Regions from separate parts of the Mus musculus genome. Here regions 1, 3, 4, 5, 6 and 7 are each linked to region 2. Evidence: chromatin loops called from intact Hi-C (ENCODE). Cell type or tissue: left cerebral cortex. All regions are shown on one strand. Links, peaks and the distances in the headings refer to the core of each region. The heading gives the core; the rest is flanking DNA. Region 1 has its middle 67 kb from the start of Tgfa. Region 2 holds the start of Fam136a (family with sequence similarity 136, member A). Region 3 holds the start of Add2 (adducin 2 (beta)). Region 4 holds the start of Tgfa (transforming growth factor alpha). Region 5 overlaps Tgfa (transforming growth factor alpha). Region 6 has its middle 21 kb from the start of Tprkb. Region 7 has its middle 53 kb from the start of Tgfa.

Evidence for each region. Peaks named below come from ENCODE experiments on the same cell type or tissue, not always from the same donor. Only the 100,000 strongest peaks of a DNase experiment are listed, where the experiment ranks them.
Region 1: it touches region 2 in a loop (9-fold over the local background); 32 of 42 quality-filtered maps call a loop at or near these places.
Region 3: a loop joins it to region 2, with 5 times the contacts of the local background. A loop is called at or near these places in 18 of 42 quality-filtered maps.
Region 4: it touches region 2 in a loop (4-fold over the local background); 13 of 42 quality-filtered maps call a loop at or near these places.
Region 5: a loop joins it to region 2, with 2.2 times the contacts of the local background. A loop is called at or near these places in 2 of 42 quality-filtered maps.
Region 6: a loop joins it to region 2, with 2.8 times the contacts of the local background. A loop is called at or near these places in 8 of 42 quality-filtered maps.
Region 7: it touches region 2 in a loop (6-fold over the local background); 13 of 42 quality-filtered maps call a loop at or near these places.

What each region holds. Positions count from the first base shown.
Region 1 is chr6:86,126,242-86,130,684 of GRCm38, forward strand. It overlaps the pseudogene Gm19596. Among named protein-coding and RNA genes, the nearest start is that of Tgfa, 67 kb to the right of the region's middle. In left cerebral cortex, for the core only: CTCF peaks have their summits at 861 (motif pointing right) and 2,399 (motif pointing right); DNase peaks (open chromatin) are centred at 913, 1,120, 1,619, 2,420 and 1 more place.
Region 2 is chr6:86,362,707-86,367,149 of GRCm38, forward strand. Fam136a (family with sequence similarity 136, member A) reads left to right here and starts at 2,940. Exons shown (of 3, transcript NM_025591.3): 1 at 2,940-3,113; 2 at 3,904-4,044. The coding sequence starts at 3,027. In left cerebral cortex, for the core only: CTCF peaks have their summits at 1,912 (motif pointing left) and 2,743 (motif pointing right); DNase peaks (open chromatin) are centred at 1,893, 2,184, 2,258, 2,881 and 1 more place; H3K4me3 peaks cover 2,236 bases; H3K27ac peaks cover 2,374 bases.
Region 3 is chr6:86,026,200-86,030,642 of GRCm38, forward strand. Add2 (adducin 2 (beta)) reads left to right here and starts at 2,482. Exons shown (of 16, transcript NM_001271857.1): 1 at 2,482-2,747. In left cerebral cortex, for the core only: a CTCF peak has its summit at 2,470; DNase peaks (open chromatin) are centred at 632, 1,983, 2,554, 2,803 and 2 more places; H3K4me3 peaks cover 2,192 bases; H3K27ac peaks cover 2,823 bases.
Region 4 is chr6:86,191,630-86,196,072 of GRCm38, forward strand. It overlaps Tgfa (transforming growth factor alpha), which reads left to right and starts at 3,593. Exons shown (of 6, transcript NM_031199.5): 1 at 3,593-3,916. The coding sequence starts at 3,877. In left cerebral cortex, for the core only: CTCF peaks have their summits at 2,368 (motif pointing right) and 3,448; DNase peaks (open chromatin) are centred at 1,522, 2,388, 3,535, 3,797 and 1 more place; H3K4me3 peaks cover 1,172 bases; H3K27ac peaks cover 1,123 bases.
Region 5 is chr6:86,273,342-86,277,784 of GRCm38, forward strand. Tgfa (transforming growth factor alpha) reads left to right here. Exons shown (of 6, transcript NM_031199.5): 6 at 1-2,403. Among named protein-coding and RNA genes, the nearest start is that of Tgfa, 80 kb to the left of the region's middle. In left cerebral cortex, for the core only: a CTCF peak has its summit at 2,550 (motif pointing right); no DNase peak of the experiment used is centred there.
Region 6 is chr6:85,934,840-85,939,264 of GRCm38, forward strand. It overlaps the pseudogene Gm7542. Among named protein-coding and RNA genes, the nearest start is that of Tprkb, 21 kb to the left of the region's middle. In left cerebral cortex, for the core only: a CTCF peak has its summit at 2,185 (motif pointing right); DNase peaks (open chromatin) are centred at 2,288 and 2,733; H3K4me3 peaks cover 1,266 bases; H3K27ac peaks cover 665 bases.
Region 7 is chr6:86,139,995-86,144,437 of GRCm38, forward strand. It overlaps the pseudogene Gm19596. Among named protein-coding and RNA genes, the nearest start is that of Tgfa, 53 kb to the right of the region's middle. In left cerebral cortex, for the core only: a CTCF peak has its summit at 1,983 (motif pointing right); a DNase peak (open chromatin) is centred at 2,023.

The DNA of each region.
Region 1 (4,443 bases), core at 151-4,150, 240 kb before region 2:
CCAAATGCAGACACTTTCAGAATAGTTATTAGAATAAACAGAAATGATAACTTGGAGGAAAATGGAGGTAAAACATGATAAATTTCTCATTGAGAAAGGAAATTTTTTTCTATTTTTGGATTTTTGAGACAGGGTTTCTCTGTGTAGCCTTGACTGTCCTGGAACTCACTCTGTAGACCAGGCTGGCCTTGAACTCAGAAATCCATCTGCCTCTGCCTCCCGAGTGCTGAGATTAAAGGCATGCACCACCAGAGCGAGAGAGAAGGGGGGCTTAGGGGCTCAGTGGGCAGAGCCTCTGAGACTGATGAACTGAGTTCTATCCCTCGGAACCCATGTGGTGAGAGAGAGAACAGGTTCCTACAAGTTGTCCTCTGATCTCCACATATACACTGTGGCGCTCCTACCCACAAAATAAATGTTTGTTTTTTTTTTTTTAAATGGGTTTTTTTTTTTTTGTAATGAAGGTAAACTAAATGAGAATGTAAAGAAAAGAAGAGAAATCACAACTTTAGATGAGAGATTTTATGCCTTTTTATCCCTACACCAAGTAGATAAAAGTATACATTAATAGGTAAACACACCTGTGTGTGAATATAGCAGGTTTCATTAACAATAAAAACATATTGGCTTAATAGATATGCAAATAGTCTATAAATCAGAATGCACATTTCTTTCAAATGGCTGTGGAGCAGTTATAAAAGAAGGAAGAAAGGGAGGGAGGGAGGGAGGGAGGGAGGGAGGGAGGGAGGGAGGGAGACAGACATGAAGAAAAGAAGGAAAAGAAGAAAGAGAGGAAACAGAAAAATGGAAGGACCAGGTAAGTAGCCCAGCCCCTCCCCAATTCAATTCACTACCACTCCCCAAGATCCCCACCAGATGGCAGCAGCTCCTTGCTTTCTGGTGTGTGTGTGTGTGTGTGTGTGTGTGTGTGTGTGTGTGTGTGTGTGTGTGTGTTTTCTTTTTTAACTCAGTAGCTTCCAGCTAAGCTCTCTTTTTTTCCTCACTAGCAAAAGGACTAACTGAAAACTTTGGGCTTCCTCACTCACCTCAGAACACACCTGAGTACCACACATTACCGGGTACCCACTTGAGGACAGCCACCCCAATGGCTTTAGCTCAATCTAGACAAGGTGCAAACCATTACACAGGAGCCAGTCTCCAGAGGCATCTCTGGTATGGGATGAGCACTTAGGTCGCCTGGGTCAGGCCTTAGCTTCTTCTTCTGTACAACAGAGAAATAGAATCAGAACATGGGGGGCCCTGTGCAGAGACCCCACAGATGCCCAAAGCCCTGGAGGAGGCCAGGTCACACTCTGGGAGTTAAGGAGAAGGGAGTGAGTCTTTCCAAAGCTTGACCACATGCTTGCTGCTTGCTGGGGAAGTGCTTTGTTGTAGGGAGATAAGACAATGTCTGCCCCTGCCTTCTCTGATGTAGGACAGTCAATTGGCAAAGAAAGCTCAGAGCCTGCTGATTATATTGATCTTATGATATTGATCTACACATACCAGGAGTCACTACCATGATCCAAAGGTAGCAGTGGCTCTGGATCCTGGTCACAGTCTTCATGGTGAGCCATCTAGAGCTCCCTGGTGCTGGCTGAGGATGGGTGACTGCACAGATGAGAAGCAGTGTTGGGTCGCCCCCGACTCTGTTGTCACTGCCCTTCTCTTGCTCCTTCCTGGAGGGTCACACAAATGCCTCTCATGACAACCAGGGTGACCCAACCCTTGGATACATTTTCCCCCACGGATTGCATTTGAGAATACTACTCGTGATGGTCCCCACATCACGTAGGTTGGCCGTGTCCCTGACACTGGGCTTGCTTCTGAGAGACTGTTGGAGGTCACTGTGGCAGTTTTTTTCTCTCCCACTGTGGGTGGTGGGGTTTTCTGGCATGGCCTCTTGCTCTGGCCCTGCAAAATTCTTCTCCTATCTATGAATATTACCAGACCAACCACTGTCTCCCCTGTAAAGCAAGGCTAACAATGGTTCCCATCTCACTGGGATTCTACTATACCAAACACACTGGGCTGTTCTGAGCTCACAGAATAGAGTGGAACAGGAAATGTGTGTTAGTTATTGTTATTATCATGCCACAAGCACCCCTGGGTGTACATCAACAAAGACTTAAAAGAAAAAAGGAGTCTGGGAGTCCTGTCGAGCATTAAATTGCATCTGTTCAAGCCTGGCCCAACCCTGCATATGAACCACAAAAGGATTTTTGAAAAATCTTGCCTTCCATCTTCAATTCTCACTAGCTACACAGAATATTCGACAGCAATTTGTCTTGCAGAAAATTGACATAATGGGTAAAATTAACTCTCATGCCCAGTGAATGGGACAAACTTTGCTACCATGTATGAGGGAAACAGCCGTGTCCTTGGAGAACTCACTGCACTGCCTCCAGGGGGCACACTCACCCATCCATGCAGAAATGTCCCCAAAGAAATGCTAATTTCCACACACCTCTCACGTCACATGCCTTGCAAAGATATCTTTTGGATCTGGCCTTAATTACCTAGTCAAGCCCACCTGCTAGGCTCAGGACACCATGCTGGGTCGCACACAGCCTGTGTTTCTGTGTGCTATTAACCTACCCTTTGCCTGACCCTCCTATATAACACAGCCCCCTTTGGAACTGCCTCCTCCCAGTGACCTTGAAATGAGTGTGGAAGCCCCAAGAACAAGTTTATTCACAGGCCGGCCTGCAGGGTTCTGCCCACCACACATTACTGTCAATCTTTTCAATAGCAAAGAAAGAAAAGACTTCCCGTCCTAGTTGTCACCCCCCATCCTGCCCCTCAATATTTTTAAGTGACTGTCATTGTCCCTGACCAGACTGAGGTTAGAACAAGTTGGCTTTCCTAGACAGATCTCAGAAACCACTGCGGGGTTTCAACAGGATAACGTATTAATCTAGGACAACCAATGTTGTTCCTCCCATGCTGTCAAGTCCTCAGAAATCTCAACTAAGCCTGGGCAAGCACCACTGTCCAGGAAGTGAGGCTCATGGTGTCACAGCCCAAGGGCTGTCCAGGAAGGTAGGATGGGTTCCAGGGACAGGAATTTTGTTATATTCCCCATTCTACTCACCATTCTATGCCACCTCACATTCTACTCTGTAGAGAGTCCTGAAATCTGTGGCTAGATGTTTTTACATGTATAGGAGCTCCGGCTAGCAGCCTGTGGGCTGAGCAGTCTCCCTCCTACCCCACAATGCCAAGCAGCTGACCTGCAAATTGGGAGCACAGCTCTCCTGAGGCAGATGGCACCCTCACACCACATCTTCAATGACTGGCAACTCACAGGGCACTACTACATATTACCATTTACCCCATTTGTCGTTTTTTTTTTTAATTCTATTTTACTTATTTGTGTGTTCATGGTACCTAAGTGTCTGAGTATATGTGGTGTGTGTGCCTGTACATTCTGGGAGGCTGGAAGAGGCACCTGTGAGTTCCTGGGGACATTGTCTGCCTGTCCCTGTGAGGCATGGGCTCTCTGAACCTCAGCTAGGCTGGAAGCCAGTGAACCCCAGCCATCCTCCAGCCTCACTCAGAACTGGGGTTCAGGCTTTTGGGGGGATGCCTAGCTTTTATGTAGGTGCTGAGATCCAAACCCCTATCCCCATGATCGCAGAGCGAGAGTCTAACTGCTGAACTGTTTCTCCAGCCCTTATTTCTTCCATTAAAAGGAAAAAAAAAAGTTACTGAACTTTCTTTGGGGCAGGGAGCACGTGCCTTGCTGCATGTGTGGAGGCCAGAGGGCAACCTGCTGGCTCTCTCCACCACGTGAGTCCTGGAGATAAGACTCAGGTGGTTAGGTTTGGAGGCAAAGTGCCTTTATCCACTGGGCCATCTTGCCAACCCCAGTTCTGTCATTTTTAACATAGTGAATTCGGGATAAGGAACCTTCATAAGAACCACACTGACAGGGTTGAGGGTGGACCCCATGCCATTCCTGGGTTTAGGTCAGTGTTGGTTCTTAGGGAGCTGAGATGTCCTGCCAGGGTAACAAGCGCAGGCTCCTCCTCCTCCCAGGGCAGGGAGGGGTAATTAGTGTGTCTAGGAGATTCTAGAGATTTGGATGAAAGGAGGCTCAGGCTGTCATTACAAGCCTTCCCCTTATCACGGCTTTTAACGCCTATTTTGGTAAGACATGACAGTTGGTCCTGAGGTCTGATTGGGGTGGCTGCCCTCATCTGAGGGAGCCCCTTGTGCTTTCCGGGTAGATTTTTCCCTGGGGTAGCAGAGGGGTCTCTGGGAGGAGGCCAACTGTCTGAACACATTCTGAGAAGTTCATGGTGAGCTGTCTAGACTTCTCCAAGACTTCCTTGAGCATTTCTGTCTTGGGTGCCTCCCACTGCTTGCTCCTTGAGAATGAAGGTTCCCAGGCAAGGTGATACCAGTTTACACACAGCTATGAACCATTGTTTTTGGAAG
Region 2 (4,443 bases), core at 339-4,338:
AGAGGCATCAGAAACACTGACTGCTTCCTGCTGCTGTGTGGCTTCCTGCCACTCACACTGAGTCTTGGAGTGCTTTCGGTCTGCCTAAGCCCCTCTATCACAAAGTGCACCATATGATCATTACCCTCTGAAGTCTGGTCACCTTCTTAGGATTGCAAAGTTATATAGGCCCTTTCCCTGGAGTATTCAACCTATCTTAAGGTTCTGTTGACAATTACCCCCTCCCTTCCCTAGCTAGGTCTTGCTCAAGTCTTAATATTTGATTCTAATCTCACTCCTCTTCCATTTTCTATACAGTCACTGGATATATGGTTGGGGTAGAGACCACATAACCCACCCCAAGAAGAAGAGGAGAAAGCTTCCCTTTAAAACCCAGAGAGCACCAGGAGGGTGATATCACATGCCTTCAGTCCCAGCACTCAGGAGGCAGAGGCAGAGGCAGAGGCAGAGGCAGAGGCAGAGGCAGAGGCAGAGGCAGAGGCAGAGGCAGAGGCAGAGGCAGAGGCAGAGGCAGAGGCAGAGGCAGAGGCAGAGGCAGGGAAGGATCTCTGTGAGAGTGAGGCCAGCTTGGTCTACATAGTGAGTTCCAGGACAGCCAGGGCTAGTAAAAAGTGAAACCCTGTCTCAAGCAAATAAATAAATACTAAAATATAAAAAAATTAAAATTAGAGAGGCGCTTTATCATGAGAATAAGATGAAGCTGGAGAGATGGCTTAGTGGTTAAGATCATTATCTACTCTTGCATAGGACCCAGGTTCAATTCTCAGCACTCACATGATAGCTCACAAACACCAGTAATTCAAGTTCCAGAGGGTCTGACGTTCTCTTCTGGCCTCCATGGGCCCCTGCATGCATGTGATGCACACACATATAATCAGGCACACACATACACATAAAATAAAAATAAACATATTTTAGAAGAGAATCAGAGGAGAGAAGAGGACAGCTGTCATGAGAGGAATGGGTGGGGTCAAGGAGTCTCTTCAGAGACATCCCAGGAATGAAGGACATATGAGACTTTTATGTCAATTTTAAGGAACATTTCACACCTGTGATTTGGTTCAACACAGCGTCCATGGCAAAGAGCTCGGAGGAGCCAGGTATAGGTTAGGACCTGTAATCAGGGAATACTCTAAGAGCACGGCACAGATAGCTAGCTTCTTAACTCTTGGTCCTACAGAGAGCTGCAGAGAGGCATGGCCTGTTGTCTTCAAGCCGTTAGATCCAGTCTTTAAAGAGTGACCACTGTCTTACAGGGGCAGGTTCCTCACATGTCAGGAGTCACTTTCCATAAACATCAAAGAACCACTCGTCTTGCCATACTGAAACTAACAAAGTTGTCTTACCAAAGGCTTCCCACCAGATCTCAGTGTGACTAACAGCATTACTGTAGAAGCAGCTGCTGAAACTACCATGATACACATTAGAAATAAAGGAGAAAGTGAGAAGTGTTAAACTGTGCCTTTATTAGAAAGAATTTTCTATGGAATCTGGAATCATGAAGTGAGTCTCAAGAGTCTTGCCACAGTCTGGTGTCTTCGCGGCTGAGGCAGCCATCTTGCCCTGCTAGGATTTAAATATTCCAGAGTCTTCCCCTCCCTTTGCTTTGACTTTGTGCACAGTGAGAGAAAAATGGACACTGAAGGGTCCGCTTCAGACCCCATTCAAAGTACTTGCAAAGCACCTGGTCTGTTGGGTGACCACTGCCATCGCCCTGGCTCCAGCTGCTCCTGGAAGATCCCTGTAAGTCCGGCTTCAAGTAGTGGACACATTTTATCCCCAACCCTGGTATCTGAGAGAGGGAAAGCCCAGCCATGGAGGAACACAGCTTTTCTCAAAGGACAATGGGTTGTGTGGCTTTTCCTACCCTCAAAACAGAGCTAGCCTGCCATCTAGTGGCGAATCACAGCAAGTGCCTAAAATCTCAAGCACTCTTCACACGCTAGTCTTTTTTTTTTCGTTCCAGGCTATTCCACAAAGCTTCAACCTTTTTTTTCTGTTTTGCCCTCTGAAGCTTCCCGTACCTGCCTGTCATTCTTTTCCTTCTCCAGAGTGCCAGGCAAGGGCCTTCTAGTTCAATACAAAAATTCAATGCTAGCTCGCCGAGAGAGATTTCCCGAAACACTCGAACTTTCCCTTATCTCTATGGGACCACTTATAGCCCAAGCTCTTCTAACGCAGCCTTTAGTAGCCCTCTTCCTAACCTAATGATGCTCCCCTCTGCATCGGCCCATGGGAAGAAGGGACCACTTGTGTTTCAGAGATGACTGCATAAGACAGTAGAAATGGGAACACGAGAGCACATGGCTGACAGAACCAATCCATTCAGAAACAGCTCGCCCTTACTCAACGGTCTCGCTATCTACAGCCCCTCCATACCCCCACACTACTCTTGAGACAATCTAGAATACCGTACCCTTTACTCGCAGTAACTAGTAACTCGGCATAAATGTTCACCAGCTGGGGAATTGACAAAGCAAATTGTGGTATGTACATTTAATGAAATTCTGTTCGGCAACAAAAAGAAACCAAGACAAAGATAGCAATAATAAAATCTGATCGAGCTGTACAAGAGCTGCTAATTACATTCGCTTTTTTAAAATTGGGATTGACAGAGGGAGAGAGAGAAAGAGAGGAAGAAAAGAAGTCAGACGACGAAGAGATCTTTGGCCACCAAAAGCCTGGCTCCACGGAAGAACCAGCGGCGCGCCCGCTGTCTCCTGCCTGAAGTTGCTTAACCTAGACGCCAGGGGGCGATGAGGATGCGGGAACGGGAACGCTTACTGAGGACAAGGGCGCAATGGCCAGGGGCCAGGGCGAGGTACTCGGAAGACTGTGCGGTGACTCGGTGGGGGGTCGGGCTCAGCGCAAAGGGGCGGGACTCACTAGCTAGGGGCGGGGCGCAGCCGAGGGCGGGGCGAAGCCGGAGGGTGGGACTCAGTGGCTTGAGAAGCCCGCACGGGCGCAGGGGGCGGGGCGCAGCGGGTGCACACGCGGGCGCCGGCGCGGCTGAGCTCAGGGTCGCCATGGCGGAGGTGCAGCAACTCCGAGTGCAGGAGGCTGTGGACGCCATGGTGAAAAGTGTGGAGAGAGAGAACATCCGGAAGATGCAGGTAGCGGCGCGGTCCGGCGCCCAAACGGGATTGGAAACTCGGGCGGGGGTGGCGCGGTGACGTTCGAGCTCCGGGCCTCGCGTGGGGCGGTTTCCTCCCACCTGGCCTCGGTGACGAGCGTTCGGCCGCCCCTGAGGTGATCTGGCGCGAGGCTCGGAGGGACCGGCCCAGGAGAACCACCAGACCGAAATCCCTTCGGGCCGTCCTGCGCTGATTTAGATGCCACGAACCCTGAACGCCCGTGAGCGTGGGCCCCGTCTCCCTCACCCTACTGGCCTCGCTTAACTTCACCCCTTAATCACCCTCTACTGTTTCGATCGCCTTGTGGGGCGTTGACTAGCCAGGCCGACCTCTGAACTCTGCTACAGAAATACAAAAACTGATTTTCAGAACGTGGTTTCTTCCGGTTCAGTCTTGGGTACATTATCTTATCAGTGAGCTCATAGCAGCACACAGGGTCTCTTTTAACCCAGGTTGACTTCCAACCCCCGATCTTCCTGCCTTCACCTTTGGAGTGCGAGGATTACAGGCATGGGCCACCACCCTGGCTTTGTGCTGTGCGGAATGGAACGCAAGGCTTTCTTAGAACTAGCAAGCGCGCTCCCAAGAACATATATCCCCATCCTACAAATGTTAGGCCTGGTAACCGTCCCAGTCTTACGAAGTCCTGATGATACGGCGGGAAAAATAAAACAAAACAGGTAGAGAAGCATGGCCTCCAAGGCCTTGTCCTTCGAGAGCTGTCCTCAGAGTCTTTCCAGTCTCACCAGGCTCTGTCTTCGCTCCCCAGGGCCTCATGTTCCGGTGCAGCGCCAACTGCTGTGAAGACACCCAAGCATCTATGCAGCAGGTGCACCAATGCATCGAGCGCTGCCATGCGCCTCTGGCTCAAGCCCAGGCTCTGGTCACCAGCGAGCTGGAAAGGTTCCAGGTCAGGAATGCCTCACAGCTCCCAAGTCCTTGAACAGCAGCTCCTTGGCAGGGGATGAGAAACACTCGTTCTGCCTTAGGTCCTGTCAACACTGGTGGGAGCCCTGGTGTCCGTGAGGGTTGATATTCTGGAAGAAGCCCTGGGTGTGCTGTTAAGTTGTGCTATATTTGCCACAGAAACAGTAATATAAAAGAAAGTTACCAAGGGGGTTTCTAACCAAGCACCTTTATGCCTTTTTGATGTACCAAATACAATCTATGTTGTGTTGTATAAAATTCCTTAAAATGTATATTAATTTGGGGCTGTAGAGATGACTCAGCATTTAAGAGTACTAGCTGCTTTTCCAGAGATTCAGTTCCTAGTACCCACCTAAATGGTGGCTCACAGTTATCTGTAATT
Region 3 (4,443 bases), core at 231-4,230, 340 kb before region 2:
CCATCACAAGCTCAGGGGCCAGGGTGCTTAGCTTAGAACCCTGGCTCTGCCATGTACTAGCTGTGTGGTCTTGGATAAATTACCTATCTACTCTGTCTCAGTTTCTCCAGTGAAGAGGAGATGATAATTCTGCCCATCTCTTGGAGGTCTTTTGAGGACTGGGTGAGGAAAATGTTGCATGAAGCCTTTGGATAGTGCTGGGGTCCGAGGAGGGTCTGCTGTTAGTTTGGGGGGGACCAGTGCCCTAAAGGGAGACACTTGAATGTAATAGAGTTGGCTTGAGAGGCTTTAGGAAATGGTCCTTGATTCCCTGTGGAGATTCTGTTGAGGAAGGCAGCCTGGTAGGAAAGGAGCCTGCCTTACCTACCACTTCATGGAATTCTAAAAGGGGGCTCCCAGCTTCCCTGGAGTTCTGACAGGGAACACTGCTTCATACTTGGTTGTGGAACTTTAGACATAGGTACCAGAGAGGCAAGAGTTCACCCCTGTGACTTGCTCTGTTGTCAGATTTCGGCACAGAGTAAGAGAGACCATGACTGCATCTGAGGAAGACACAGAAACGTGTGAGAAGCTGTGGAGGTGGAGGAGGTGTGGGGATCATGGTGTGGGTTTTGGGAGAACTGCAAAGAATCAGTCATCCTGGCATCTGAGCGGCATGCCTGTGGGCTGTTCTGGGCTTGTGGTGGTGGATCTTTGCACAGCGCAGCAGTAGCGGCTTTTGTTGAGAGACTATTCATGTTAATAGTCTCTGCCCACCCCACCTCTCTACTACTGAGTATTTGGACCTTATGTATCTCAAGCAAGCACTCTACCACTGGACGAGCCCTAGAATGGCCATTCTCACAAGCCTGTATACAAAGGAACTACCAGAGTACTTGTTTAAGCTATTTGAAGGACATAGCTTGGTGAACGTTCTGTTTCACTGTAGTACTATGATAAGCACCGTGACCAAAAGCAACCCAGGAAGGAGGAAAGGGTTTGTTTAACCTACACTTCCAGGTCACAGTCTATGAGAGAAGTAAAGGGAGGAACTCAAGCAGGAACTTGAAGGAGAAACCATGGAGAAAGGTTGCTGAATGGGTCAGTCAGGCTCATACTTAATAGCTGGCTTTCTTCTGCAGGTCAGGGTCACCTGTTTAGGGAATTGTGCTGGCTACAGTGGGCTGGGCCTTCCCATACCAATTAACAATCAAGACAATCACCCCACAGACATGCCCACAGGCCAGTCTGATCTGAGCAATTCTTCAACTCTAGATGACTCTAGACTAGTGGTTCTCAACCTGTGGGTTGTAGCCCTCATGGGGGTTGCATATCAGATATTTACATATGACTCATAACAATAGCAACATTATAGTTACAAAATGATTTCATGGTTGGGGGTCATGTAGCATTAGGATGCTTAGAATCATTGCTTTAGATCGGGTCAAAACTCACTAGGACAGTGGGTAGGTGAGATGCTTGCCAGGCAAGCATGAGAACCTGAGACCTGATCCCCAGCGGGATGTGAAAACCAAGCATAGCAGCACACGTTTCTATGTCTGTTCTACTGGTTGACCAGTCAGCCTAGCCAAGATGGCAATTTCCATAATCAATGAAAGATGCTGTAAAATAAGGTGGAATGCGATAGGAACACCTGAGATCAACTTCTCGCTTCTGTACATGCATGTACTCATGTGCACATGCACACATGCCCCCACCAATGTGTACACACATGTCCATTCCTGGACCACTTTCAGAGATTTGGGTACTGTCTGACTGTGTTGGAATCCAAAGGGTTGCTGTTGGGAATGTCAGGAGAGCAGGGCTCTTCTTCAGTGGCTAGAGGTTTTTCTGGAGGCTGAACGTTTTGACAGGCGTATTTCTCAGAGCTTTGGGAGTGACTAACATGGAGTTGGAGGAAACAGGATGGAGGTGTAAGGCCCTGACTGCCTGCAACATCCTGCTTTCCAAGGGCTTTGAAGAATCCTGTCCCAACCATTAGAAAAGGCCCAGGTGACAAATACATTAGATCAGGTCATTTTCCAGGAGAGAACAGGCTCGCAGAGTTATCCTCAAGGTCACAAGGCTGGGGAGTGACAGATCTGAAGATGAATCCTGATTCCCTACTCAGCCACTGGGGTCTCTCCAGGGGAGTAGGGGATAGGGTAGAGAAGTACAAGGGGCCAGAGGAAGCAGAGGCTGTCTAGGTTACAGCAGTGCGCCCCCAGCCTAGTTAAAGATGGGGTCAGAATTAGAATCAGGATCAATCTATCTGGTTTGGAGTTTAGTCATCCAGTTGTCACTAGCTAGCAGCACTGAAAGTTACCTCTCAAAGGCAAGATGTCCTGAGACCCTAAATCAAAATAAAATACACCCCGAGTGTAAACTCAGAGCAGAGTGTGTCTTACTGGGGTTTCTCCTGAGGGACAGGTCCTGCCTTTGGCCCAGGCTGCTGCAGGGCGCGGGCGGGGACGCTGCAGCAAGCCGGGCTCTGGAGGGGGCGCTGCGCACTCGCCCGGCCCTTTGTCATCACGCACTGCTGGGAGCTCACACTTCTTCCAGCCTCCCGCGGGCTCTGGACTTGACTCTGACTGCAGCGCCCGCCTCGGGGACGCGGATCTAGGGCCTTTGTCCCGAGCTGTGGGATGCGCGGGAAGCGCCACGCAGCGGAAGAGCTGTGAGTCCAGGAAGCGGATCCCAGAGTCGAGGAGCGCTGCCCAGCCTTGCTGGGTGAATTTGGGGATGGATGCGAGACCGCAGAGTACGAGGTAGGGCACCAAAGAAGGAACAGGGTGGGCGCCACGGCAGGCGGATCCCCGGGGTGCTGGAGCCACAGAATGACAGCGAGCTCAGCTTCAGCCTGGGAGTGGCTGCGCCCGCGCAGGAGCGGACGCCTGGGTACACCTGCGGCTCTGCGGATCTGTCACATTGAGCTCTGGAGATGGGCCTGCGCGCGGACATGGGCATTCAGGGTCTGTGATGCCTGCTACACCGAGAAGGTGTAGCCTTCTCGGAGAGACGGCCGGGCCGCCGCCCTGCGGGATCCACGCGGGATGTGCGCCTGCCCAGCTAGGCGCTCTGGGGTCCAGATTCATAGGATGCGCCTGCCTGGCTGAATGCAGTGGGGCTGGCAGGGCAGATGGCGCAGGATGGGAGATTGATACCTGGGCACCCAGGGCTTGCGTTTTTATGTTATCCCAAAGCTTTGGGGGTGGAGTAGGGGAGGCCGCTGTCCCTGAGGAGGTACTACCAGCGAGTTCATCTTTAGCGCCCACCTTTTCTTTCTCTTGTGTCTCCTCCCCTCCCCTTCTGCACCCCAGGGAGGAGCAGAGAAGGCCATTCTGGGTCCCGGGTCCAGAAGGCAGGGGTCCAGCAGTTACTTGTTTTGAAATCACAACCACAGCCTGCCAGGTGTTGGGGGAAGGGAGAGGATAGCAGGGCAGGGCAGGGCAGGGCAGGGCAGGCTGCTTTAGGATGCCAGTCAGGCCTGCAACCGGCCTATTGTCTGGCTCTTCAGACACCTTTCCTTTCTACCCTCCATCTCCATCCTCTGCCAGAAGTGAATAGATAAACATACAGAAAACAAGCCTCACCCACACTCTGTCAAATTCTTTAAAAAAAAAAAATTGTCTTTATGACACACATTGCCACCTCTTCATGCCCACTCCTCCTCTGGCAGTTCGTAAGGAAGAACCAAGTGCTTCAAATAAGCTTATAAATAATAGAAATCAAATCTCAGGTTTCTGTGTTAAGATTTCGGACTAATGGGTAAGAAAGGGCTAGTCCTACATCCTTCCTAGAGCAAAGGACAGGAAGAGAGTAGTTTTGACTGCATTGGAGCTGGCTGAGCCTGTCATGTGTTTAACTTGTGCCTTGAACTGTCATTGCATGGGTGGTTTTTAAGTTATGTTTCCCTCATGAAAAGAATACCTGGCCCAACACTTGGAATAAAGGTGCTTGAAATGAGTATGGAAGCAGAAAACAATCAACATGTTAGACTTGCAATGCCCCTTCCTGCTAGCATGTGGATAACATGTCGGAGATTGTAGCTGGTGGTAGAGGGTAGGTCTGTTGAGTAGTTTTGCTCTCTTCAAATCGTTACTTTGTGGTGCTGGAGATGGGACCCTTGAACACACTACGCAGTTGCTGTACCACTGAGCGCCCCCACAGTATGCCTACCTTTTGTCCTTTGTTATGTAAAGTGGACAGATGTTCTTAGTACCTGTGGACCAGGACCTTGCCTAGCTCCCTCTGTCCTCCCTACCTAAGGTACAAGGAGTGACAAACTCTTTACTGTGAAAGAAGCACAATACTTTTTGAAAACCCACAGGCTAATCATTTTCTGATCCAAAATCTACAACAGTTTCGTTGCCAGCCCATGTTCTCTTTTTGTCATCCAGTCACCCAGTCTCATTAGAAGCGAGCTTATCCCCAATACATTACCAAACCATGTACGGGTGCTGT
Region 4 (4,443 bases), core at 228-4,227, 170 kb before region 2:
TCTGCGTGCACACAGGGAAAGAGTCTCAGGAATGCAGGGGAAGGAGGGTACCTTGAGTCTCCTCGCAGACCCAAGGACACCACTGGGACTTACTCAGCTCAGACAGCAATGGATTTTGTATAGCTGAAACATATCAGTGTGTACGTGTGCACATGCAGATAGATGTGTGTAGGCGTGGAGGTGTGGGCATGCATGTATGTGTACCCGTGAGCAAGGAAATTGACATGGAATGATTAAGCCAGGGAAGAGTGGGGAACATGGAATGGAGAGGCAAGCCCACCAAGGGAACTTTAATAGCCAGCTTTGTTCAGATGAAACACTGTCAAGTAGACAAACTCTGGCATCTAGTTCTCCTACAGTCCCAATAAGTCTTATCTTTAATAAAATGTGGGAAACTGAGGCAGTGGAGCAGAGAGATCATGGAACAAACTTAGCTTTCAACATCACTCTTGCTATTTGCTTCCCAAACCTGATGATCTATTCGCTAGAAGAAACTGGAAGGTATCTGGAGAGACGGCTCAGTGGTTACAGTGCTTGGCATGCAAGCATGAGAACTGGAGTCCAGAGCCCCAGAATCCACATAAATACTGGGTGGAGTAATAGCTCTCCCAAAATTTCAGCCTTGGGAAGAAGAGACAGGGGATCATAGAGGAAGATGGCTAGCAGACCAGCCCGATCAGTGAGCTCTGGGCTTGATTGAGAGACCTTGCCTTAATGAATGAATGAGGTAGAAGGAAAGATGAGGATGATTCAACCTCTGGCCTCTGCATGTGTGCACATTTGTGCACAGGCACCCATACATACAAACATGCATATACGCATAAGCACGCCACACATATGCACATAAAAGGTTTTTTTTTTAAAAAGCTGGAATGTTCTAAAACCATATTATACCAGTTCAAGAAAATCTTGGGGAACAACAAATGATTTTCAAGTATTAGGGCATGTTCTAAACCAGGTGTGGTGGCACACTTCTGTTGTTCCAGCAATGAAGAGGCCCGGGCAGGAGAATAGAAAGTTCCCAGCTATATAACAAGGCCCACCCTAAAAAAGATAGACAGACAGAGAGGGGAAGAGAAGAAGGTGTGAGGGGGAGGCAGTGAGGCAGGGACAGAGTGGAGGAAGAGGTGGAGACAGAAAGAAAGAATGTACTTGGAGTTGTGTACTTTCTAGTTTGCAAGCTGGCAAAATATGTGGGTGTTTACCTGTATGTGTGTACGTGTATCATGCGTATGCTTAGTGCCCATTGAGGTCAGAAGAGGGCACCGGGTTTCCTGGAACTGGAGTTATGGATGGTTTTGAACCACCACGTTGAGTACTAGAATTCCCACTGTACATATTTAGTCCTCTGCAAAAGTAGCAACTGCTCTTAACCTCTGAGCCATCTCTACAGCCCCACAAATTATCTTCTGATTAAAATATTTTCTAGCCCTTCAGGGGACCAGCCCACTTGCTTGGTTCTGCCAGCCTCAACAGTGTGTGGGCAGTGGGCAGAGGACCAGGACATCTGATTCCCAGACAGCTGGCAGCCAACCTCAGCCGCTGCTCTGCACGTGTTCCAGTCCCCAGCCCTGATTCCTTGCCTCTTGTAGCCAAGGGAACAGGCAAGCCCCAGGACAGGACCAGGTCAAACTGAAGGAAGTGAGCCCTCGTGCTGAAGGCCATAGGAAAGTTCTATGCAATGGATGGAGAAAATGACTGTCTGGGGACCCTCACTAGCCAGTCACAAGCATAAAGAAGGAAGTACAATAGTTTCTAGTCAGTGTAGGGAAGGGATGGCTTTCTATATAAACTCACACCGCTTTGTATTGGACCATCCCATCTGTTATGGTGCAGGTCTTAACTGTTCCTCTTATGGTGGGACTGGAGAGATGGCTCGGTGGGTGAGAGCCCGTGTTATCTTGCAGCAGCTCCCAGCACTTGGTAGTATGTAATCATATGTTACCAGCTCCAGGGGGTCAGGAGCCAGAGGAGCAGGTCCTATATAGTTCTGGAGGATCAGACTCCAGACACACATGTACCATATACCATCAAAAAACTTATACAAGCAATATAAACTTTTTTTTTTTTCAAAAAAAAAAGGGGGGGGGGGAACTTGGAGCTTGGTGTGGCTCTACAGGTCTCAAATCTTGTCACTCTGGAGGTAGAATCAGGTAGATTTCTGTGAGTTCAAAGCCAGATGAGACTACATAGTGAGATCCTGTCTCCAAAAACATTAATCAATCAATTAAGACAAAAGGATGCTTGGACTTAACGCCATTTTGTTGTTTGTTGTTTGTTGTTGTTTGGCTTGTTTGGTTTTTTTGGTTTGGGAGGGGTTTTTTTTTCCTCCCCTAAAAGCTCATTTTGCTGCTTGGTTGGGCCCCCAGTGGGTGGCGCTAGAGAGAGATGGTGGAGACTTCAGTAGGTGGGGCCCTATTGGAGGAAGTTAGAACACTGGGAGTGTACCCTTGGAGGGGATATTGGGACCCACTCCCCTGCTTTTGAGCTGAGACGCATGCTCCCCACTATTGTGTCCTTCCCCTTCACAGACCCAAAGCTACAAGACTGGCCAAGGGAGCATGAACTAGAACAGAAAACCAAATCTCCTTTTAAGTTGCTTACCGCGTGCATTTTGTCTCAGCAACAGAAAGCTGGTTAATTAACACAGTACCCACACATTAGGGCCAATCGCTTGGGCCTTCTTTTGGAATCGACGAGGTCCTTTGTTCTTACAATAAACTGGAATTTTCAACTCTGAAACTTTGAGCATCCAGCTAAAGAGACAGCAAGAGAATCCCAAGTCCAACACACCCGACCAACGCCCCACCTGCTAGGAGAGTGGGTCTTCTCTCGAGCAGCTAGGCAGCAGGAAGCAGGAGAGGGGTCAGTCTGATTACTCTATGCCTAGTCGTGGTCTCTCTGGAGTTACTGTCCCCTATGGATGTGCACACACACACATCCCCAAACTCCCACAGGCCATTCATTCTCTATCCAAAAGAAGTCTTCCCTTCTTGTGTTTCCCTCTCATAGTTCATATTCAGGGGCCATCTCAAAGACACAACCCCTGAATGGGCCATCTAGCTGACCCCCACCACCAGCTTCTCCTTAGTTCTGCACTTAATTGTAACAAAGCCAGCTCTTGTTCCGGCTCCTGCTTCCCCGAAGCAGTGGAACAGTAGGGTTGATGCGAGATTAAGTTCATGGTACACAGAGATTCCCTGATCTTCACAATGTATCTGGAGACTCAGAGTGGGGCCAGCAAGGATGGGGACACAGGTGGAAATTCGACTTTAATGAGTGTTTGGCTGACTATGAAGAGAGCGCTTTTCTTGAGTCAGACCTTGCCAGGTAACTGGCCAAGCTCCTGGGTCTCCAGTCTCCTGCTCAAGCGTGTCTTGGAGAAGCCCCTAGCACAGGTGACTGGATCCTGAGCGACTCCGCTCCGCCGCCTACAGCCTGGACGCGGCTACTACGCAGGGGACTCGGGCGGCGACCCTGGGCGCAAGCACTGCAGGGAGGTGTCTGAAGCCAGGCGCTTCCTGCCTGGCCCTTGGCCCAGGGTGGTGACTGGCTGTCGCGATCGGGGCGCAGGTCCCCGCCCCCGGCTTCCAGTCCCCACCCCTGCGCCTTCGGGGGCGCCCCATCGCGGGAGGGTGGTCCGCCTCTCCCCGGTCGCCTAAGGCAGAGAGGTGGCGGGAACCTCCACCTCTTTCCCGTTTCCGCCGCGGGCAGCGCGCCGGCCAGTGCCACCGGGAGGCGCGGTCGTCCCTCCGCCCGCGCGCCGGGGGGCCGGCCCTGTCGCCTGCGCCTTTTTCCCCCGCGCACACCGCGGCGGCGCGCGGCTACTCGCCAACCGCAGGGAGCGCGGTGGCTGCAGCACCCTGCGCTCGGAAGATGGTCCCCGCGACCGGACAGCTCGCTCTGCTAGCGCTGGGTATGTAGGCAACACCCGATGTTCCCGGGCCGCTCCAGCCTGATCTCTGCGTTTCTCTTGAGTCCGCTTGGGAGAACAGAAGAGAGGCGGGTGTTTGGAGTGGGTGGGAGCGTGCGAGCCACCGGGAGTCACCAAGAACTGTGAAGTGGGGGACAGTCTTAGCGAGGTGGCCGCCGGGAGGTGAGATCCGGCCTGAACTTTACTCTGCGCGTCGTCGGCTCGCCGGTGCCCACGCCCTCCTGCCTACCTGCTGGTCGCCGAGCCGGGCTTCTTCAAAGCCGCCTAAGCGCAGGTTGTCCCAGTGCGACCCCTAGGTGGCCCTGGCCTGAGCCCCTTTCGAGTCCCTGGGGGCGGGAGCATGCGTTGCGCATCCGTACCCTTAGCCTTCGACTTGAAGCTCTCCTAGGTGTTGGGTGGGTTTGTGATTTTATTTTCTTTTAATTTTTTAATTTTTTTTTTGGTGCGGATTAATTGTCCTGTTAATGAGCTTACATGGGAGTCTTGGTGTCCCTGTCAGAGGAGGCGGG
Region 5 (4,443 bases), core at 187-4,186, 90 kb before region 2:
GATCTGCCCAGGTCTTAACCCTTTGTTCACAAGGCCTGAAGCCCTGAAAGAAGAACCTGAAACTGTTCAGTGCTGTCCTCTAACTGCTTAGCTGACACAGCTCCAGGCAGAAGTTGTCATTCTTGCTATTATTTTGGTTTGATGCTTTATCTTGTTTTGTGAGACAAGGTCTTGCTGTGTAGCCCAGGTTGACCTTTAAGTTAAGATCCTGCTTCAGCAACCTGGAAGCTGGGCTTACAGATGTGCACCACCACGCCCAGCACTTTTTGATTACTAGAGAAAATAGGTTAAGTTTGCTTTCCTTGGGTCATACAAGTGGGTCAAGGCCAAGTGTCACCTGCTGCTCAGACACCAATCAACCTCACTGGACTTCAGCCCTCTATTGGCCCCCAGTGCTCTCAGTAGACCCCGCCTGAAGTACTGGCTCACTGGAGGGCAGGGAGCAACACAAATGGAGGAGATGTGGGGCTTGTTTTAGTTTAGTTCACACTGTTAGCTTCTGATGACAGGTCTTTTCTGGTCTGCTGGAGGCTCCTGGGTGTCTGACTTCTTTTAAAGAGTTTGAACTGATATCAAAATATCATTGGGAACTTCCTCACTTAATATCCCATCCTGAAGATGTTGTCATCCAAGACTAAGCAGAGGTGGTAAACGCTTAGCACGAGCACTCGATGGTGAAGGCAGAGGATCTCGGGAGGACCTCAGCTTTAGTGTCCAAACGGTCCTGTTCTCAGGTCCAGCCAGTCGCAGCAGCCAGTACCATCCCAGTGCCTGTACACAGATGCAGCTGGCTCAAACACCTCCCAGAAGTGCCTTCCCATCAGTCTACCCTTTGCAGAGTCAGAGGCTGAGACTAGGTTGAGACAAGTCCGGTTGGACATCGTCCCTGCCCCGACGTATGACAGCCCTGCTGCGTTGGTGACTTTGATTTTGGAAGTCAGTCAGACAAACGCTGTGTACCTTCTCCTGTGCCATGTCACAGCACAGATGGGCCTGGTTAGCTGTACCAGCGCCCTCCTGTCAGTTCACACTGGCCCTCTCTTGATATTTAGTACAGCTACTTAATCAGGAGCACTCTTAGCAGCTAGGCAGGTCAGAGGGCAGTACAGTTGATTCAGTGACTCAGGGGACTAGGGCCATTCCCATTAAATGAGCTGAAATTAATTCTAGAGACATTGAGACAGCTCAGTTAGCAATGGCACTTACCAAAATCCCAGATAACCTGAATTCAATCCCCTGGGATCCCATCTGGTGGAAGGAGAGAACCGGCTTGCCCAGGATGTCTTCTGATTTCTACGTACACGCACACGCACACACACGCACGCGCACACACACGCACACACACGCACATATGAGTACACACAAAGTCTAAGTTTTTAAAATAAAAATTCTAGAAAGACCTCTACACCTCTAGCTATAACTTTAAACACACCATGGGACATGTTTTCTCCACGGAAAAGCACAATTGGAGACCCAGTCTGAAATGAAAGATAGATTCCAGGTGGACATACACAGAACCAAACCATGAGTTAGTTTGTCATGTGCCCCAGAAAAAGGTGGGAACAATAATCCCAACATCCCTTTCCTCTCCCCCCCCAAAAAAGGGGGGGAGGAGGCATGGTTGGTACCCACCCACCTGCACTGGTGAGGGAAGTGACTATGTCCCTGAGTCCTAGATGGTGACGTTGGTCCCTTCAAGTCCCCAGGCCAGGTTTCCTAGTGCCTATGAGGCACTGGATAGACCAGCAACACTCTGACACTGCCTACAGGCCCCAGTCCTGTAATGAGTAATAAACTTGTCTCTCTCCCAAGGCCAAAGGGAGGCCACCCCAGACAACACATTTTTCACACAGGGTTGTACTCTATAGCCCAGGCCAACCTTGAACCCATGATTCCCCCGCCTCAGCCTATTGGAGTACAGGTGTGTACCTCCATACCTGGCTTATGTTTGTTTTCTAATGTTCTGGTGTCAGATGTATTCCCTGAAGCCATTGATCTATCTCAAAGACACAGTGTTGCACGCACACATGTGTGCATGTACACACACACAACTGGAAAGTAACTCCTCTCCACAGTGTAATAAGTTTATTATAAGGAACCTGATGCTGTTTTTAGAACTCATCTTTCTGACTTCTGTATATGATGCACTGAAGGTTAATATGTAATGTTTTAATTTATTTTATGTGGTAAGTTAATTTTGGTTTTCTGTAATGTATTAATGTGATTAGAAGCTTTCTTCCTTAATATCTGAATTATACTTAAAAGAGTAGTGAGAAATATAAGATACTGTTGTGTTTTTCAGAGTGTGTATTGTTACTCAGTTGTATTGTACCTTGTTTGGAAGGATGAAGGAATGAACTCTTTTTTTTTTTCCTAAATCTCAAGACTGAAGTTTTTCTTTAATGTGGCTGGAGCGAAATTTTCTTTGCGAATGTGAATGAGGGGGGGAAAGCCAATTTTTTACCAGATTTATTTTTATTCTTAATTATGTGTATTCAATCATGTGTGTCTATATACGGGAGTGTGTGTGCCTGAGTGCAGTTACTGTCAATAGCCAGAAGAGGGCAGTGGATCCCCTGAATCTAGTGTTACAAGAGGCTGTGAGCAGCCTTACATGAGTCCTGGGACACTAACTCAGGTCTTTTGAAAGAACAGTAGACAATCATAAGCATGAAGCCATTCCTTGAGCTCTAGATGATTTTTGTGGGGATCTTAAACCCGACTGTACTTGACCCCTGTCTGCCTAATGAAGTTCTTTCTACTACCTGGAGGAAAACTATCACTTCATCCTGTGCAGAGAGGAACCAGTCTGCTGGGAGTCCTAACCGCATGTGAAAATGCCTCTGGGTTATTTCCTGACAGCATTCATAGAAACCATGAGATGTGAAGGTAGACAGACAGTGTGGATGGCTGTGTGTGCTATATATTAATATTTCTTAGAACTGTTAGGAATACAGAGCTTGGGGAACAGCCTACTAAATTCCAGGGGTCCGCCCCTGCTGCTCTGCCTTCTGAGGCTCCCTGCTAACATCCTCCAGGCTGAGAATGGCTGTGCTGTCGGACTCCGGGAAGGTTCTGTGTGAGGCTGTTCTTAGGAAAAGCTTTGCAGAGTACTGCAGAGCAATGGCATTCAATTACCCTGTGGGGTTTGTTCTAGCTTCCATCCTGTTGTGATAAAAAAAAAAAACTGATAAAAAGCAGCTTAGGGGAGAAAAGGGCTTGCTCAGCTTCCAGGTCACCACCATTGCTAAGGGAGGTCAAAGCAAGGACCTGGAGCAACGTGTCACATCACGTCCACAGTCGAGAGCAGAGAGGAGCTGGGTGATAGTGACTCACACCGCTAATCCCAACTCTCAGAGGCAGAGGCAGAAAGAATTTAATGAGTTCAAGGCCATCCTGGTCTACATAGCAAGCCTCTGGATTCCAGGATACCCAGAACTACAGAGAGAGACCTTTCTTCACTCCCCCACTGTTCAAGGCCCAACCCTGGTGGCACCCACACTCAGGGTGAATGAGTCTTCTCGTCTCAAGGAACAAACAGGACAGACCCCTACATGCCACAGGCTAGCCTGACCTAGACAAGTCCTCATTGGGACTCTCTTCCTAAGTGATTCTAAGTTGTGTTGAGTTAAAGTTAAAACTAGCCAGCAGAGAGTTACAATGCATAGCAACCCAAATGCCAAGGCTACATCTCTGGATCTTCTCCGCACAGCCTTGTAGAAAGGGTACACAGGCCTGTCTCTCATGTGCCCCAGCCCTTGGGACATACTGCTGGTCTCCAACTGCAAGGAATGCTTCTAGAATTGTCCACCCAGTCCCTGTAAGTCTTTAGCAAACCATCTCTATGCCTCTCCAGTACATGGGCATCACATGTAGGGTTCAGTAGCTCACAGCCAGGGATCAGGAATCAAAGAGTTGGTTCAAGCACTTTTCAGTGAGAGACAGAGCTATGGAGATCCCTGTGTGGGTCCCAGATGCTGCTTTCTTGATTACCTTGAAGAAAAATGGATGCTCCTACGAGGAAGACCACTGGTTTGTGCTCAATGTTATGCACAAATGGACGACAGCTTTACAGGAATTTTATTCTTGGGCATAAAAATAAATTGAGTTTTGGTGCTGAGGAGGAAGCAGGGTATGGCCTCTTTGCAAGAACCCTGGGCCTGATGAACATTTTATACCCGGGGATGCAGATTCCCTGAAAGTACTTGGGTCTTCTGTCTGGAGTCCTGCAGGAAACCCCTAGGAGAGAGGGAAGCTGGGGCACTAAAAGCCTGCACCACTAGCACATGGCGCATGGCAGAGCAGGATTGTGGGAACATGGGTGTCATCCCAGGAAGACACCACAACCCTGAAATAGAGTGTCCTTCCCCCTGCATTGTGCACAGCCCCCAGGCTGGGTGTGGGACTTCTGCTGCCTGTCAAGAAGGAGACCCAGAGGTCAAG
Region 6 (4,425 bases), core at 1-4,000, 430 kb before region 2:
AGCTATAGCGGGTCTTTTTGAGGGACTTCTGAAGCCAGGGGAGAATGGAAAACCCTCAGAGCTGTAACAAGGACCAGAGAAGATGTTGAGATGTCGGGATGGAAGTAGTGAGGTTTTTCAGAAAGGACACCCAGAGCTTACACCTCAGGAAAGGTTGGTCTCCTGAGCAGGGATGCTAGAGAGGCAGGGATGCTGCTGAGGCTGGACCATCTTTGAGAAAGCAGGGTCTTTACAGGAGAGACTAACACCAGCAGGGGCCTGGTTATACAGGACCTGCACACAGTCCAGTAGTGCAGACATCCCGTTCCAGATGCACGTGAGGGAAGCCATGAGTGCCTTTAGCTGGGAAGCTGAGTGCCAGGTGTGATAGAGGCGCGTGGATGGCCCTGGCAAAGCAAAGGTCCTGAGGTGTGCAGGCTGCACGTTAAAAAAGTCCCCGGCCAACAAGGTGGCCTGGAAATGAACAGTCAGTACTGGCTCCCAGGAGGAACCCTGTCATATAGCTAAGTTAGACATAAAGACAAACACGATTCTCAATTACTCGAGGGCTTCTCTGTCCAAAACACTGTGGGCCTAGTAGGTTTATTGTTTGCAAGAGGAACTTTTTTTCAGTATCGACTATCAGCACTAACAGTGCGCCTAAGATTCATGTGACCTGTCCATTATGACACAGCCCAGATAGTGAAATCTATATCACCTTGAGGTGCGTTTAGGGCAGAAATGACAAGGAGTCAGCACCATACAGCTAGGGATACAGCTTCATAGATAGGGACCAGCCTGCAGCCCAGCATCTAATCCACGGGTTTTCAACCTTCCTAATGCTGTGACCCTTTAATACAGTTCCTCACGCTGTGGTGACCCCCAACCATAAAATTATGGTAGTACCACTCCATGACTGTAATTTTCCTATTGTTATGAATTGAAATGTAAATATGTGTTTTCTCATAGTCTTAGGTGGGCCCTCTGAAAGGATCTTTCAACACTAGAGGGGGTCACAGCCCACAAGTTGAGAGCCACTGATGTAGGCTCACCCAACGTTGGCTCTGCAGATGTGTACTTACACAAAGCCCCAGATTCAATCCCCAGACTGCCTTCCTATCCCCCCAGACCAGACCTGTAATGCTGATAGCAATGGAAACTGCAAAGGCTTCAAATTAAATCACATGAATGCAAAATGTGTGAACCACAAAAGCACAGCAAAACCGTGGAATTTTTCTCTCATTTAAGCAAGACAGAGAGAACTTATTAAGCAAAAAAGAAAGCTTTTGGTCACTGAAAGGTGATCCAAAATTGTCGACTATTTTATTGTTGTAATTCTTTGGATTTTGTGAAGGTTTTATCACGTAGCTCAGGCTGGCCTGTAACTCAACACACCTCTTGTTTCTCCCTCCTAAATACTTGGGACTACAGCCATGGAGCACTAACTATAGTATTTTTTTTAAAAAGATGTATTTATTTTTATATGAATTGGAGTTTAGCCTGCATGTAGGAGAGAACCAGATCCCCTGGAACTGGAGTTAGAGACAGCTGTGAGCTGCCGTGTGGGTGCTGGGAACTGAACCTGGGGCCTCTGGAAGAGCAGCCAGTGCTCTTAACTGCTGAGCCATCTCTCCAGCCCCAACTATAGTATTTTTAAAAACCTGTACACAAAGAAAAAATATTGAAGAGAACAAATACCAAAGTCAAATGTTCATTTCTGACTTGCTGGAATTGCCTAAGATTTTTTAACACAAAAGGGGCAGGGTCTATTTGTAAATAGTTTCCTGATACACAATATCAGGCCACCAATATACAATTCTAGCCTATCGCAGTGGTCACAGGGTCCTTCAGGAGGAAGTCAGGCTGAAGCTAAAGCACTAACTTTATGTCACTGGGACCAGCATGTAGAGTCTGGACCCTGCCTGACTCCTCTCCAACCCGGATGGCATGGCCTGCCCTCGGCTTAGGCTGGTCAGGCTTTCCAACAGGGCGTCCCTACTACCCTCAGGGCTTCCTGCCTGGGTCCCTCCTGCCAAGGCCGCTCGCTGGCCCCGGTAAAGCCTGGGGTGGAGGCGACTCCGCTCTCCGCCACGCCTCCCTCCCAGCGCTGGGCCTGGCTGTGGCTGTGCGGTCCGCACGCGGCTCCTCCAGCCTCAGCCTCGGGCATCGCCTGCAGGGGGCGCCCCGGCGCGCGCAGCCGAGCGGCCTTCCGTCCGGAGCCGCGCTCCTGAGACCATGTCGCTCTCCACCGGGGCTCGCGACAAACACGGGCAAAGGCACGCGTACTTCGCCCGCAAAACTGTCCGCAGGGAAAGAGGTGGGGCTCCGGCTGGGCGGAACCCACTTTCATTTTGCCGCACGGCTTAGATGATCGTTCCCCGGAAGCAAACCCCTCCACGTCCAGAAGCGCTGTCTCTGCCCAAGTGGAGGTCAACATCGGGAGAGTGCTTCCTTCCGCTGACTCCTCCCTGGGAGGGCAGAATGTGCCAGCAAAGTCTAGTTAGAACCTTCCTGCGGGAGGGATCCTTGGGTGGAGACTGGAAGTTGAAGTCAGGTTGTAAAGTCTACTGATGGTTTATGGTAGATGTTAATCACTTTCTTACTGTGATAAGAAGAGTATTAACCTAAGCAAAGTGAGCACACTTTTTCCATTACTGGAGAACCCACGATCAGTTTTCACTTTGCTCCCATCAGTCACTGGAAGCACCCCTGGAACCCAGAGCCTCCCTCAGTGACTTGCATCCGGGACTTACCTAACAAAGTTGATCTTTATATCTAGAGTGGGTTAGGAAGGTCGTGTGTGATCCTTGAGCCTCCCAGGCAGACGAAACGTGCCATAACTTGTTTTCTATTTTCCTTGGCTGGCGTTTGTCTTTTATCAGTATTTTGTTTGCATGGCATGGAAGGTGTCTGGTGATGCGTGCAGTAAAGACAACGGGAAAAGTGGGAACGCCAGGCTGCCAGTGTTGCTCTCCTAATTAGGACAGTGGAGAAAGTACACCAGAAAGGGCTGTCTGAATCAGTGACTGGAGGAGGTCGGCAAGGGAGAGCAGCACTTCGGGCAACAGTTTTAGAATTCTGAGAAAACTGGCTTGCAGGCTTACAAACCGTGAGTGGAACCCTGAATTTTATGCTAGTAGGTAAACACTCTACCACTGAACTACAACCTCATTTTGCTTTTAATTTTTACATTCATTATGACATGAGCCTGGCACGGTGGTACAGTCTAACCATCTGTACATCTATACAGTATGCATCTATATGGACTGACATCCAGAAAAAGTAATGAAGAAAACCTAGTTAAAAATGCATTATAAGCACTTAACAAAAAACAAAATAAAACATGTCATAGGAAAAAAAAAACAAGTCATATGAAAAGAGACTCAACCTTAGTCATGGATGAAGTAAAAATTCAAGAAAAGACATTCTACACAAATAGATTTATCTTAACAGAAGAAATGTAAAACTAGTGTCAAAGGACTCAGCTTCATATATTGAAGTTCTCTGTGTAAAATGATAAAAGCACTTCACAAAAGTTTACTGCTTTAGAGTTTTGAAGTGAGGGTTCCTGTGGAGGTCAGAGTGAAAGCCAGGTGTGAGTGGAAGCAACAGAAGGAGCTGCTCGTGTTTCGGTCCATGGAAAGGTCAGCTTGGTGCTAGCAGTTACAGGAGGCGTGAACTCTGCTTTATAGAATGTGGATGCTGGACACAGAGCTGTCATCTTTGACCAATTTCATGGAGTACAGGACATTGTGGTAGGGGAAGGGACTCACTTTCTCATCCCTTGGGTACAGAAGCCAATTTTCTTTGACAGCTGCTCTCGACCACGGAACGTACCATCACTAGTAGCAAAGATCTGCACAACGTCAACGTCACACTGCTCATCCTCTTCCGGTGGCCAGCCAGCTTCCTCGTATCTACACCAACATCAGCCAGGACTATGATGAGCAGGTGCTGCTGTCTTATCACCACGGAGATCCTCATGTCAGTGGTGGCTTGATTTGATGCTGGAGAATTGATTACCCAGCGAGAGCTATCTCCAGGCAAGTGAGCGATGACCTCACAGAGCAAGCAGCAACATTTGGGCTCATCCTGGATGACGTGTCCCTGACACATCTGATCTTTGAGAAGGAGTTCACAGAGGCAGTAGAAGCCAAACAGGTGGCTCAGCAGGACGCTGAGAGAGCCAGATTTGTAGCAGCAGAAGGCGGCCATCATCTCTGCTGAGGGTGACTCCAAGGCAGCTGAGCTGATCGACAACTCGCTGGCCACAGCAGGCTATGGCCTGATTGAGCTATGCAAGCTGGAAGCTGCTGAGGACATTGCATACCAGCTCTGCCGCTCTGGGGACATCACCTACCTGCCAGCAAGGCAGTCCGTGCTCCTCCAGCTTCCCCAGTGAGGCCAGCCGGGCCACGGCCTCCATCATGCTGAATGATGCCTTCC
Region 7 (4,443 bases), core at 236-4,235, 220 kb before region 2:
CCTCTCCTCTGGAACCCTGTGACAGCCTCCTCTCCTCTGGAACCCTGTGACAGCCTCCTCTCCTCTCCTCTGGAATCCTGTGACAGCTTCCTCTCATCTGGAAGCCTGTGACAGCCTCCTCTCCTCTGGAACCCTGTGACAGCCTCCTCTCATCTGGAACCCTGTGACAGCTTCCTCTCCTCTGGAACCCTGTGACAGCCTCCTCTCATCTGGAACCCTGTGACAGCTTCCTCTCCTCTGGAATCCTGTGACAGCTTCCTCTCATCTGGCATTGTGGAGCTCACATGTTAGGCATCTTCATGCTCTGGGACACTGGTTTCAGACTGGCCTTCCCTCCCCATTCATAGTCTCATGTCATCAGACTGTGCCTTTCACTCCCTCTGTGGACTTCACTTTGTCTCTTCCTGTGATCTTGGACGTCCTGGTTAGTCATTCCTGGGTCCATACCCTTGACCTTGTCATTACCAACAGTACCAATTTCAAGCACCCATTCTGACCACCCTGTGTAAATATCACCTAGCCTTGGGACCCAAACCCCAGCAGTTCTGACCAGCTCTTCCAGTCTGCTGATCTACAACAGTCCGCAGCTTCTGCTCTCACTCTATGTCTTGCCTGGACTTCTCCTCCACCCCTCTGCAGGATAGAAAGCAGAGATCAGAAGGAGCAGGAAGTAGAGATGGGAAGAAGTGGGCTATAGACCTCAAGGCCCGCCTATCAGTGGCCATCCAGCAAGAAACTTGTACAGTTTCTTTGACTTTTCAAATCAGCTCCACCAGCAGCTGGAGCCCAGATGTTCAAGTGTATGAGCCTGCAAGAGACATTGCAGAGTCAAAATATAACAGTGTAAAGTCCAAGATCCAATCTTACAACTTCTTTTTAAACTCCCTCATTCTCTTTCACTCTTCATAGTATATCACCAGAAGGGGAAAACAAAAGCAAAAATAACAAAAACAAAACCCACCTATTTCAACCATTTGTCTCTGACCACACAAAATATTTGAGGAGGGTGGCTCTAAGTGTGAGAACACACCAACGGGAATTTCACCATTCTGAGTCTTACCTTTGTTGGTCAGTTCTACAGCTGGGGCATGACAGCTCTGCTCTTGCAGAGATCCCAAGTTCCCAACATTCACATCATGTGGCTAACAACAACCTGTATCTCCAGTTCCAGAGGATCTGATACCTCTTGTGGCCTCCATGGGCACCTGTATACACATATCACACACACACACACACACACACACACACACACACACAAATAAATCTCTTCAAAAATAAAACAAGTAGGTTTCTTGTGAAGTGGCACACAGTTGACCATTTGATATTTTTTTAATAAGTCATATTTAGTTATTTATACTGTTTGGAGTGATGCCTAGTGTTTGTGTGTGTGTGTGTGTGTGTGTGTGTGTGTGCGCTCGCGCATGGGTGCACTCGTGCCCAGAGGCCAGAGGAGGGAATCAGGTGTCTTGCTCTACCACTCTTTTCCCTTATCTCCCCACCCCATCTCCACTGTGCAAAGTCGCTTTTTTCTGACTTCTGGGTCAGTCACTTTCTTCCAGTATTGACTGATGCTAAGCCACTGCTGCCCACATGCATGGCTCCAGAGTCCTCTGTGCCTCCTGATCCCTTTGCTGTCATGCACCCTGCCCCGCCTTCCTCCCTTACAGCTCCCATCAAGGTTTTCTCTTTAATCTTGGTTTTATCAGTTAGGCCTGCTAGTATCTGGAGTTTTTTTAATTTAATTTAATTTAATTTAATTTTTTGTTTTGTTTTTCTCTTGGACTTGTTTATATTTAGGTAGTAGTTTATCATTGGGGGGTCTCTAAAATATTTGGACCTATGCTTTCATATATTATTTTTATAATTTTATTATTTTTATAATATAAATTTATATTTTATTATTATTTTTTGTGGAACTCTTGAACTGCATCTCTTAAAATATTTCTCGTATCCAGTTCTTCCTGTTCACCTATAACCTTTCCCAGGCCTGCACCACCAGGGGGCGTTTTCCAGCTCTCCCTTCTCCCTGTCTTTCCTAAGAGCCTGTGGGGAAAACCTCTGTGAGTGAGTGCTTGTGCCTCTGCTGTCAGACCCTGCTTGCCCAGATCCAAGCCCACAATGGCTGCTGGCAGTTGGTGATGTGTTTTGCTGGTCTCTTCTTAACCACTCGCACCTGCTGTTTTGCTTCTGTGCCCCTGCTGGGCCACAGGTGATGGTTACTGGGCCCCAGCTCTGCTCACAAAATCTCTTTTTGGAATTCAGGCAGCTAATTGGCTTGTGGTGTCAACCCTCTGTTGCAAGAAAAGCTGTGGGTATATAGCCGTTCAGGGTATGGTGATTCTCTCTCTCTCTCTCTCTCTCTCTCTCTCTCTCTCTCTCTCTCTCTCTCTCTCTCTCTCTCTCTGCTTTCTTTCTTTTTGTTGTTGTTTTGTTGATTTGAGTTTTTGCTTTGAGACAGGGATTTGGGGTACCCAGACTGACTTCCAACTTCCTAAGTAACTGTATATGACTGTGAACTTCTGATCTTCCTGCCTCCACCTCCCTAGTGACATGCATCACCATACCAGGTTTCCTGATGCTGGGGTTAGAGCCCAGGGTACCACCTATGCTAGCCAATCACTTGACCAACTGAGTAGCATCCCTGGATCCCATTTCCCCACTCTGTAAGTGGAAATTGCATCTCCTCTGCTGACACCACTTTACATTTAGGATGCCAGCCAATCTTGTTCTTCCATGAATGACCATTTTCCCAACCTCCTGGACAGTGGTTACCACGCCCCTTCTCCTGCTGCAAGCTTACTGTCAGCTGACAGATCGAAAGAACCCTTCACCATTTCTGCCATAGACACCTATCCACCTTGTGTGCACCGCCTCCTCCCTGAGCTGGGATGAGTGGCTGCCATCAGAGGAGGGGCTGGCAGCCTTGTTTGCCCATCAGATCCTGGTACCCAGCTTCCCCAGGACACTGCTCAGCAACAAAAACCTTATTGTCACTTTCTCATATTTTCTGGATTATTCACATTAGTTAATATTTATAAAATATATTCAATCAAAAAAAACCAATTGTTGCTCACATTAGTTAATATTTATAAAATATATTCAATCAAAAAATACCAATTGTTGCGTTCTTATCTTCCTTGGCTACTGAGAGTTGTCTGTTCATAGTCCTCCCATTTTTCTTGAATTCAATCAGACCTGGATCAACTCAGCCCTCTGACTGAACAGAACTGTGCAGATGAACAATGATCCCTGAGTCACTGGGTCTGAACTTATTTCTCAGTCCTCACTTTAGTTGGTCATACATCTTCATTTGCCCAGACAGCCCTAGTCTATGTCCATGTCTTTGCATAGTTAAGAAAGCTTTCTTTTGATCTTAATAGTGTCACACAAAGGATATTGTTTATTACCCACTGTCCCTATCAGGTGACACACTTGATTGACTGGTTGTGCATGTTGGGGTGTATATGTGCCACAGCATGTGTGTGGAGGTCAAAAAACCACTTGGGGGAATTGGTTCATCCTTCAACCATATGTGACCAGGGAATGGAGCTAGGGCTCGGTGGAAGCACCTCTACTCCCTGAACCATCTTACCCACGCAGCTCTCTCTCCCATAACACATCACCTTCTATTTAGCCTCTGGACACCTCTTCCTTACCTTCTCCTCCTCATCACTGTAAAGCCCTAGAGACTAATGGTACAGGATGTGCCTCCTCCAGCCTCACCTGTTGGGTGGCATTCACTACTATGTTTAGTTCTGTGATTGCGAGATTAATGTATTTACCAACTGTCACCACAAAAGCAACACAGAGCAAAGAGACCTAAAATTCCCGTGACTTAAAACCACAGTAATTTGTTTCTGTGTGCGGGGCAAGCTGGGCAGGCTAAGCAGGTTGATGTGCAGGCACCAGCGTGGGCACAGGGTTGCCCTGTGTGTCCCAGGATGGATGGACTTTGCTTGTACTGCTTTGCACACCTTAGCCTCCTGGTTCTTCCTTGTCATGTAATAGCACCCGAGAGCCTGTGCCACACTCTTTAATGTGCATCCACTCAGACAGATACCTGAGGCCCACCTCCATGTCCCCTTCACTGACTGAATGAAGATGAGTTGTAGATCAGCTGTCTTTCTTGACAAAGTACTTTTAAAAAGCAACTTAAGGGAGAGAAAATTGATTTGGACTATTCCAGTGAGACTCTGTGTCAGAGGCCTCTACAGGCTGCACGTTCTGTGCCGATGAGCTAGCCCAGCAGGTAAATGGGCTTGCTGCCCTGCCTGGCGATGTGAGTTAGATCCCCAGAACCCAGAGTTCAGCTCCCACAAATTATTCTCTCACTTACACACATGTCATGGTGCACAGACATACATGTATGTGCATATGCACACACACATACAATAAATTTCAACAATTTTAATTTGTATAATTTATATTCTCAGAATGATGGCA